Regions from separate parts of the Mus musculus genome. Here region 2 is linked to region 1. Evidence: chromatin loops called from intact Hi-C (ENCODE). Cell type or tissue: left cerebral cortex. All regions are shown on one strand. Links, peaks and the distances in the headings refer to the core of each region. The heading gives the core; the rest is flanking DNA.

Region 1 (5,383 bases), core at 51-5,050:
AATTTGATATTCTTTGATTTAACTTGAATAGTACAGATTTTAAGCAATCAAAAAGAGCGTTGTGATAAGGTTCAAGGTCTTTGAAGTACTTTTCTGTCAATAAGGATGAGAAGGGGCTGTTTAAATAAAGGACTTCATAAATATCGGACTAGAAAACAGCATAGAAAAACATGGAGAACAACTGAGAGAAACACAAGGAAGTTGAAATCACTTGCAGCTCCATATACCTGGGGTCAAAGAGACTGGGTGTGGGGGTTGATCAGTAGGCAAAGCATGAAAAATGAGCATGCTAGTTCACATCTTGAATTCTAGTACTCCTATGACAATGTGGGCAGTAGAAACAAGAAACACAAGAAGGCAGGGAGCAGCTAACCTGGTCTGCACATAGGCAAATATGAGACCTTATATTAAACAAGGATGCAGGTGAGGACTGAGGCCCAGCATTGCTCTCTGACTTTGAAATATGTGTGGTGGTTCATGCTTCATAGTCTCCTATATCTATGTAGATTCTCTCTCTCCCTCTCCCTGTCTTACACACACACACACAGACACACACACACACACACACACACCACACCCTTCAGAGTTAAATCTATGATTTTGGTCACTTAATTCCCATTGTTTTCTATTTTAACTCAGATTTCCTCCCCATTTCCCCCCTTTCCTTTCTTTTATTTTATTTTCAATTATTATTATTATTATTTTGTTTTTTATTAGGTATTTATTTCATTTACATTTCCAATGCTATACCAAAAGTCCCCCACCCACCTACTCCCACTTCTTGGCCCTGGTGTTCCCCTGTACTGAGGCAGATAAAGTTTGCACGACCAATGGGCCTCTCTTTCCACTGATGGCCGACAAGGCCACCTTCTGAAACATATGCAGCTAGAGACACGAGCTCTGGGGGGTACTGGTTAGTTCATATTGTTGTTCCACCTATAGGGTTGCAGATCCCTTTAGCTCCTTGGTTACTTTCCCTAGCTCCTTCATTGGAGGCCTTGTGATCCATCCAATAGCTGACTGTGAGCATCCAGTTCTGTGTTTGCTAGGCCCCGGCATAGTCTCACAAGAGACAGCTATAATCTGGGTCCTTTCAGCAAAATCTTGCTAGTGTATGCAATGGTGTCAGTGTTTGGAGGCTGATTATGGGATGGATCCCCAGATATGGCAGTCTCTAGATGGTCCATCCTTTTTGTCAACAGAGGAATGGATACAGAAAATGTGGTACATTTACATAATTGAGTACTACTCAGCTATTAAAAACAATGAATTTATGAAATTCCTAGGCAAATGGATGGACCTGGAGGGCATCATCCTGAGTGAGGTAACCCAATCACAAAAGAGCTCACACAATATGTACTCACTGATAAGTGGATATTAGTCCAGAAACTTAGAATATCCAAGATATAAGATACAATTTGCTAAACACATGAAACTCAAGAAGAATGAAGACCAAAGTGTGGACATTTTGCCCCTTCTTAGAATTGGGAACAAAACACCCATGGAAGGAGTTACAGAGACACAGTTTGTAGCTGAGACGAAAGGATTTTCAATTATTATTAAGTATAATGATATTAATAGTTAAATTGTAAACTTTGGGATCTGATGACCTGAGTTCTGATTCTTTCTCTGCCACTTACTAGCAAGGACTCCCAGTAAATTGTATATTTTTTTCTAGGAATCAGTTTATTTTTCTATACAATATTTCTTTTAAGAGATATTAATGATGGAAAGATGAACATATATCTATGTCTATCATAGCTATTACATCACATATCATATAAATCATTCATATCTAATGATGTAACACACACATACACATACACACACACACACACATATATATATGTATATATATTATTTATGTTGTTTAGATTCAGTCATGTGCATGGATCAAAATTATTTGCTATTATTATTGTTATTAACCCACATTGCTTGTATGGCTATTAATATCTGAGTTGTAGTTATAAATGATTATTTTATTTTTTGTATGTGGTTATGCTTTGAAAGGCAATCATAATTATAATGGCAAAAGAGGACCAAAGAAAAATTGCAAAAATTTGCCTCCATAAGAGACAAGAATGTAAATGAGAAAGAAACTATAGTCACTAAAAGTGCTGTAAGAAATAAGGATGTTAATAAATAACTCACAGCCACATGTGAGAAAAAATTGGGAAACAATATATTTTTACACTAGCCTGCTTTTTATTTTTGAGATTATAATATAATTACAGTTCTTCCTTCCCTTTGCTCTTTCAAACCCTCCTATATACTGTCTTCTCACTGTCCTTCAAAATCACGGCCTTTTTATTCACTGATCGTTATTGTAAGCCTGTGTGTATAAATACATTTTAAGGACTGGGGTTATAGTTCAGTGGTGGATTTCCTGTCTACATTGTGCAATGTCCTGAATTCAAATAAACACTGCAAAACCAGGAACAAGGAATAAATGAAGACAAAAGGAAACAGATAAAACACCTGACGAAAGGTCTTCAGAGAAAATATAAAATCATGCATATGTATATTTTTAAAATGGTGCATTACTCAACTAGGTTTATTCCTGCCTGTTCTACTTAAAAACGCTCAATCATGGACAGTGCTTATTCTTAGCTGCATCACAAGCTAGCTGCAAGATTAAACAAGCAACCCATGTACAGCGTCTTGCTTAGTTTCCATGGTTGTGAGGAGACACCACAATCAAGGCAACTCTTACAAACTCATAAAGGCAAACGTTTAACTGATCTGAAGGCAACCAGGAGGAGGAGGCCCTCTTTCATAATCAGCAGAGCTTGAGCACAGGAGGAGGACTCATAACCCCCATACCTCCCAGTGCTACACTACCGCTAACAAGAGCACACCTCTTTCAATAAGGGCCACACCTTCTAATAGTTTCACTTCCCATAGGCCAAGCATACTCACCCCACCACATACAGTATTCACAGGAGACAGAGATGGTGAAAGGAACTGAGTCCTTGAAGATGAACAGTGTGGGCACAGGCACATCAGCATGAAGACAGAGGCTAAGGGCATACAGAGCTTCTATACAGAAACATACACAATGCTTCCCAGCTCTGTGTGCAGTGGGTCCCAGTGCTGAAGTCCAGGGATTGACAGATTAGTTGGTGGATGAAATCCCTTTAAAATAGCTACAAATTTTGAGTGGTTTGTTTTAAATTCATTATTGTAGAAAATTTCCTTTGTATCTTTGAGACAGAATCTCATATGTCCCTGGCTAGCATGGAATTTACTATGTAGTTAGGAATGACCTTGAGCTTATGATATTTCCACATCTACCTGCTTAATGCTGAAACTGTAGGGATGGGCCGCCACATTTGCTTGTATGTGATGCTTAGGATAGAGCTTTGAAATTCATGTTTGCTACATGAGCACTGCCCCAATAGAGGCTCATCCTAAGCACCCATGCTTTTGTATGATTTAAAAACACTCAAAGGAAGAATATTATCACATGACGCAACTTTATGATACTCCAGTTTCAGTGTCTAGTACTAGAATTTATTTGGAACATATCCAAGCTCATTATTTTATATTGTTTATAGTTCTGTTCCTATTACAATGGAAGATATGGATCGTTGCAACAGAATATATCTTCTTACTCTCTGGCCATTTACTGAGAAGGGTTGCTGACCTTGATTTAGCTTGCTAAGCCATCCGTGAAAGAGTCTGTGGTCATCAGGACCAGGCTCAGGCAACTCAGTTGACTGGAGAGCAGAGAAATGGTCAACAGGTAAAGAGAGAAGACACAGAAGTAAACCATAGCAGATCAGCAAAACACTGAGGATACTTTTCCCTGGCCAATGGTTGTGCACCATGTATGCAAAACATGCCACAACATAAAAAGAAAGTTAGGGAAGGAAGGAGATTTTAAAAGAATAGGCTGACAAATGGGAAAAGACAAGTGTTTCTGTAGAAAGGAAATGTCTCACTTCATTGTATCTTAATCTGAATATTTTGGCTTTAGAGGTCAGACTGCTATCAAAACAGTTTGATCACAGCTTTTAGCGGATTGCACTTTAGACCTCAGATGCCAGCACTCATTTTTGGTCCTTTTATCTAAGAATCTAATATTATAAAGTTTATGCACAGGTTTTTAATTCCTATGGACAGCAGATCAAAAGGAACATAAAAAATAACAGCAATTGACCACACAACACTCTCTTGCCTATCGAGTGTATTCTGCATCACTTCCCTCAAATGATTAATTTTTTTTCCCCCAAGACATTTGCTTCAGCATCTCCCTTGAGCTTTTCATTTTTCTGCTGCAGAAATTATTTGCTAACTCTAAAAAATGTTACTGGTTTTCTCCTTTTGAAAAAATTCTCACTATAGTACCACTTAGTTATCTCCAGCATATTTTGTTTTGCAGCTACTATTTGGATTTAATTTTATTTCCTTCTTCCTGGGCAGTTGCTAATGTGCATGAGTGTAAGCACAGCTGAAATATAAACTCCTTGAGAACCATGAATTTTCTGACCCATGTCATTAAGCTCAGTATTTTGAGCATTATGGGGAAAAACAAAATGGCTGTCTTATTTAATTGCTAGAGACCTTTATCCCATGATCTGCTATTATCTTCTCCAGGAGTCTGGTACCTTTCTAAAGGAGAGGCAGAGAAAGCAATGAGTTCTATTAAAAACCAAGAAGGATTGGTACACTCACAAGTTTCCATGTATCCAAATATTGCTCACTTTACCAAAAATAGTCCTAACTATAAAATGAGCAATTAATATGCACTGAGAATTTTCCTTCATGATAGCATGTTAATTTCCTGGGGAAGTAAACTTGGAAATTGGTTTTATTGTTGTTGTTTTTCATAATAAATAGATGGTTGTAACATTATCAGTGTGAGGGTGTTTATGTCCCTAGTTTGATGTCAACTTGACACCAGCTAGAGTCATCTGGGGGAGGAAGAAAATGCCTCCATATGACTTGCTCTTAGGTAAGTCTGAAGTGCATTTCCTTAATTGGTGACTGAAGTGGAAAGACCTGGCCCAGTGTGTGCAATGCTGTACCTGGGCAGCTGGCCTGGGGTGTATAGGAAAGCAGGCTCAGTAAACTAGGAACAGTGAGCCAGTAAGCAGCATTGTTTCATGACTTCTGCTTCCATCCCTGTGGCTAAGCTCTTTCCTTACTCGAGTTCCTGCCCCAACATTTAGCTTTGATTATTCCATATGTTACATGCATGTATTTTTTTCATGGTTGACTATTGTGCTCTGGACCACCAGTTGGAAAGTGATCTCTCCCTCTCTTTTCTTTACTCAGTTGCTTCTGGTTCTTTGTGTAGTGCTGAGTCATCACGACTTTGTCTCTTTTCTGTCTGACATGTTTGTTGGTGTTGTCCTTTCTCATGCCAGATTTGGGCAGT
Region 2 (5,383 bases), core at 107-5,106, 140 kb before region 1:
TGTGTGTGTGTATGTGTGTGTGTGTGTGTGTGTGTTTCCATTTTCTGTTTTGCAAGGTGTAATCCAGTGGGCTTTAACTGGAAAGAGCTTCTCTTGGTGCCCCCTCTCCTATATCAGAGGCAGGGAGACAAGCTCTTCCCTCATCATATTTAGTAGCTGCTATTCCAGGGTGGGATTAGTGTTAGAGTTAGGGTCAGCAGTTCTCCTCAGGAGAGAATGGCCACTCAATGCCATTAATTAATAGTGGGTAAATGTGGAGACCACTTCCTATTCTTAGTCCTGATGGGGTTCAAGTACAGGGTATGGAGATCTTGTAAGTGGAACATTTGTCTGGAAAGGCTCCTCCTTCGAAGTGAAAGATGGCAGAGGCAGGAGCAGGGGCAGGGGCAGGGGCAGGGGCAGGGGCAGGGGCAGGGGGCAGGGGGGCAGGGGCAGAGGGGCAGGGGCAGAGGCAGAGGGGCACAGAGAGGGGGAGAGAGGGGGAGAGAGGGAGAGAGGAGAGAGGGGGAGAGAGGGGGAGAGAGGGAGGCAAGAGGCAAGAGGCAAGAGGCAAGAGGCAAAGAGGCAAGAGGCAAGAGGCAGGCAAGAGGCAGGCAAGAGGCAAGAGGCAAGAGGCAAGAGGCAAGAGGCAAAGAGGCAAAGAGGCAAGAGACAAAGAGGCAGAGGCAAAGAGGCAGAGGCAGAGGCCGACTTCATCTACTCCAGTGGCTTTATCCTGTCCCTAGAGCTGAGTTGGCCGATGAGAAAAGGTGCCCTCTCTCTTCTCTTTTCACCTATGCGGTTTTCTGGTACCCACTGATAGCACTATCTCCAGGATGACAAGTGCTTACAATTTCTGCCTTAAATTACAGTTTTCCTGCCAATGGCCTAGTGCACTCTCCAGAATTATTGAGAAGAGATATTGGGCATTTTAATTTAGAAATGGGATTTACTGAAAATGTGTACAAACTGGAATCTATATGTCTAACTCAGGGCTTGGTCTTGTGACCAGATGCAGTGGATATTTATTAGTGTAGCAACTCAGAATTACTACAACACTCTCTGTCTCTGTCTCTCTCTCTCACACACACATACAAAATATACATGTACACCCTCTCTTTATGTGGTTCTGAGAAATCACAGCTCCATTCCTGGCTAGAGTAATTAGGGCCCTGGGTAACTAGATCATGGATGGCCACGGTCAAGTTGGGACAAAGTCAACTCTTTTTTCTGAGGTGTTTTATTTGGTGTCAAGGGAAAATGTCATCTGTTCTCTGTGATGATGAAAATGGCCCAGTTCTCTGTGGACACGGAGCTGTCTGACACGAGACAGTAGCCACATTCTCTCCTGCTCAGGAGAAACCCACAGTCTGAGCCTAAACCCTGACAGGAACAGTGGAAATAGAGAAGGAAGCGGTCCAACAGGCTCCCAAGACCTCTGTCTAGGGGTTCCAGAAGTGAATCTCTTTCCCCTTTCTGCTACTGGATGCTCCGCCAGGCCAGTTCCTTTTTAGGCCCTCTAAGTTCTGTGTGCGAGTTACAACAGTACCAGAATCCAGCTTCCTAGGGACTTGGCTAGGCAATTTCTTCTCAGCAAATAGAAAGTTTAGGGGGAGAGAATTTTGAGCCTGCACAGTCACAGAACTTTGTATCATACAGAAAGAATGGTGGGGATTCCAACTTCACCATAGGCAGAGGCCATCAGACTGGGTCTTGGTCTGGCAGAAGGAATGAAAAATACTAAACTTCCCAGGCCTGTAAGCACCCTCAACACATGAGGAGGATCTAATTAAGTGTATCACCAAGTGCTAGTAATAAATTGAGCGGTATCAGAGGGTACAGCATGCACTCTGTCTGTTTAAAATCCTGGTACCTCAGAGGACTCGAGGTTGAAGGCCTGGCTTCACTTCCAGCTGCTCTATTAATTCCGTGGCTCGGTAGCTTGCTCGCAGAAAATGTACTCCCTGCCATCTCGGAAGCCAGAGGTCTGAGATAAGTGTGCCAGGTCGGGACGTTTGGGAGGGCTCTTCCTCTGGTCACATTACACTCTCAATGGGAGAAATATCTCAAGTCCTAAGTACTCTGGTGTCTTCATCCCTTCATTAAGGTGCTCACTTCCCATGGGAGCACTAGTCTATGATTTAGTTACCTCTGAATGTTCCGCGTCCAAATGCAATCTCCATGGAGATTTGGGCTTGAACATTCAGATGTTGGAGGAGAGTCCACAGTCTGTAGCAAAGTTCTGGAACCTAGTCTTGTTTATTGTATTTGTCAACCTTTCTTTCTCCTTTATGTGTAGGCTTCTCTCTCTCTCTCTCTCTCTCTCTCTCTCTCTCTGTCTCTCTCTGTCTCTGTCTCTGTGTCTCTGTCTCTCTCTCTGTCTCTCTCTCTCTCTGTCTCTCTCTCTCTCTCTCTCTCTCTCTCTCTCTCTCTCTCTCTCCAACAGTCTAGCATGAACCACACCAGCAGTGTGCCTCCAGACAAACTAAGCTGAAACTGAAGTAAGACCTTGTGTTTTCTTATATCCAGGTTTGGACTCTAGATCAGCCTCTCAGACTACACAGCACATATCCATTACTTCAACATTGAACAAACCCAGAGGCATGTATTCTGAAGATGTTGTTGTTGCTGCTGCTGTTTTTCACATTCAGGTCATGATCTAGACAGTGCCCCATGATCTAGTATATCTTTCCTTTGTCCCTGTATCATTTGCCATGGAGGGTCTTGCTGCAGTTCCTTCAAGAGAGCTCCGAGAGAGGCTGTGAGGAATTTTGTCAATTCTTCTGTACCAATGCCTCAAAGAGGTTGTTTGGTGGTTTCACAATAAGGATTCAGTTCATCTTTCCTCAGTTCAGGGACCCTGGAACTTACCCTGTCACGCAGCTAGGGTTGCAGAGTTCATTAACTCTAAGTGTCAAACCTCATTTGAAAACAGTATTACCTTTTGTTAATGTTTTCCTTGAAAACGATTCACCTCTGCTTCCAGCAGGTGGCGGTATAACACCAACAAAACCTTGAGCCAACTGCTGCTTTGACTATTTTAGCCTCCCTTCGGCTTTACTGGCAACAGGCAGCCCGTTTCTGAGTTCGATATGGACAATAATTCTAAACTGAAAATAGTCATTCTAAAGATTCAATCTACAGGGTACGAACTCATGTCATCTCAATAAGGGAGTTTAGCTCTGGTGGGAGTATGGAGGGACTCCTTCACCTCTGGTGTTTTTCTTAAAGGGGCTCTTGTTGAGACTCCGATTTTCCTGTGAAATTTACTTGTGTTTGTAATGTTGTACGTGTACATTCTAGAAATAGTCACATTTATGGGGATCTTTTCTTCACAGAGTTACATCAGCCAGGCAGATTTATAGGTTATTTCCTGGTTCCTGAACTCCTGGCAGAATTCTGTAGTGTGGCTTCCCAAATGATTTTATTGTCCATAGCTTCCTGGGAAATTCTCAAATAAAACTGGAAGAAAGTGTTCATCAGATCAGGATAAATTATAGGTATGGGGAGTGAAGAAGGAGCTTGAAGGAACTAGCACAATTAAAATCTTTGACCCCAAGAGCCAAAGGTTAGAAGTACCCAGCCAGTCAGCAATCTGTGGCTTAAAGAGACACCTGTAACTTTCTAGTCTCTGAAGAGTCATCTAGTGGAAAATGGCTCTGATGAAATTAAAAATTAAAGTTGTGACATGTGCGTAAAGAAACGTTTGAACTTCTTTGATGTGCTTTCTCGTTCTAGAGGCAAGAAGAATCTTGTCTGGTGTGGTTTCTAAGTCCCATACCTGGTTTTATCTTTTAGTAAATATTTTTGCTTCTTTTCTTTTCCGTTTTGCTGATCAAACCTGGGCAACAGGGAAGGCATGGTGGTGCACACAGCTGTAATGTCAGCTGTATAGAGATAAATTCACGAAGACAAGGAGTTAGGATATCCTGGGGTATATGCATAGTGTGAGGCCAGGCTGGGTTATAGGAGATTCTATCTTAAATCAAAGTTTTTTTGTTTTTTGTTTTAAAAGCAAAGAAAGAAACCAGAAAAAAATCAAACCAAAAATTAAAGAGCAATTACCAGAAAATATTGACTTCTAATTAATTTTCTCACATAACTATTTATTAAGTAGCTATTATGAGCAGTCACTTTGTTTGGTGGAGAGGGTACACACTTACGCAGGTGACAGGAAGCCCCTCGGTGGCTCTGAGCTCTGGTTCCTTCCCTCTATTATATCTATTTTCAGCTTCAAAGATTGCATTTACGTGGATGGTAAAATGCCTCACATCTGCTTGTCTTCCCCTATTACTTTTTCTCTTAGGTTCTGCCCATGCACATGCAGAGTAGAGTAGAGAAAATGGGAAGAGACACTGGATAAAACTGAGTGGAAACCAAAGCTATGTGTGCACAAGACAAGGATACATCAAGCTGTGAGCAGGTAGCGGGGAGGCTCAGAGATTCCTCATAATCACAGCAGCTCTGGAGCATGGCTCTGCTGACACCTGGTCTTTGGACTTCATGGCCACTAATATTTGTGATTTGCTAGCAATTTTTTCCCTTGGGTTAAGTGTCCTAGTTGGACGACCTTGTCAGGACAGCCTTAGGAGATTGCAGGAGCTGCTGCTTCCTTCTGCTGTGTGAACTGACAGGCATTCTGAGCCTTCTCCAGACTGCCAGCTTGGACTTCACTCCCACTCAACCCTTTTACTCATTCTCCTGAATGCTTTCTTCCCAAAGTCTATTTTAAATGTGTGTGAGGCTTATGTCTGTTCTAAATATTGGACGACTGTAATCAACTATACTGTGTCTCATATATATGTATAATAGGTATATACTAGATAAAATAATTTATATATTAAGAACTTTGTATAGTAGGTAATATGTTTTGCAGGAATTATTATTGGCAAGACTTTTCTTCTGTGTGATGCTTCTTGCACTCAGGCATCTGTTGCTTTAGAGAGATGTAAGGCAGGTACCATCCAAAATAGGAAATGGAATTTCAGTACTTGGCTTTCAAAATAACAGCCTTGAAAACAGTTTTCATTTGTGAGGGTAATGGTTTGTTGCAATAGAGAAAGGGTTCATTGCTCCCAATGGATCAGGTTTGGAAAGGTATAGCTTTGCTCTGATAATGAGTGAGGGAGTGAGGTATGATAGGAAGAATAAAACTCAAGACTCACTTCTAAGATTCCAGAAGAGAGAGAGTGTTCCCTTTCCTTCTGGCTAGAATCCATGATTAGGTTACACCTCCAAGTAACACGTTCTGTAGTAACAGAGTCAATGCATTAGAGTGAAAAGGATGGTTATCTTATAGAGACAGACTGGATTTTGAGATAAGGTCTCTAGGTGACTCCAGTGCTTGTGTGTGGGGCTCTTGCATGCTGGAGTTGGAGAACGAGTTAGAGAAGCAGACGGAGGT

The links. A loop is a pair of places that touch in the nucleus more often than their neighbours do. Peaks named below come from ENCODE experiments on the same cell type or tissue, not always from the same donor. Only the 100,000 strongest peaks of a DNase experiment are listed, where the experiment ranks them.
Region 2: a loop joins it to region 1, with 2.7 times the contacts of the local background. A loop is called at or near these places in 2 of 42 quality-filtered maps.

What each region holds. Positions count from the first base shown.
Region 1 is chr8:58,079,271-58,084,653 of GRCm38, forward strand. The region is part of intron 4 of Galntl6 (UDP-N-acetyl-alpha-D-galactosamine:polypeptide N-acetylgalactosaminyltransferase-like 6); the gene reads right to left. Among named protein-coding and RNA genes, the nearest start is that of Gm2921, 280 kb to the left of the region's middle. In left cerebral cortex, for the core only: no CTCF peak of the experiment used is centred there; a DNase peak (open chromatin) is centred at 2,661; H3K27ac peaks cover 531 bases.
Region 2 is chr8:57,936,687-57,942,069 of GRCm38, forward strand. The region is part of intron 6 of Galntl6 (UDP-N-acetyl-alpha-D-galactosamine:polypeptide N-acetylgalactosaminyltransferase-like 6); the gene reads right to left. Among named protein-coding and RNA genes, the nearest start is that of Gm2921, 140 kb to the left of the region's middle. In left cerebral cortex, for the core only: a CTCF peak has its summit at 2,964 (motif pointing right); DNase peaks (open chromatin) are centred at 3,018, 4,574 and 4,906; H3K4me3 peaks cover 233 bases; H3K27ac peaks cover 557 bases.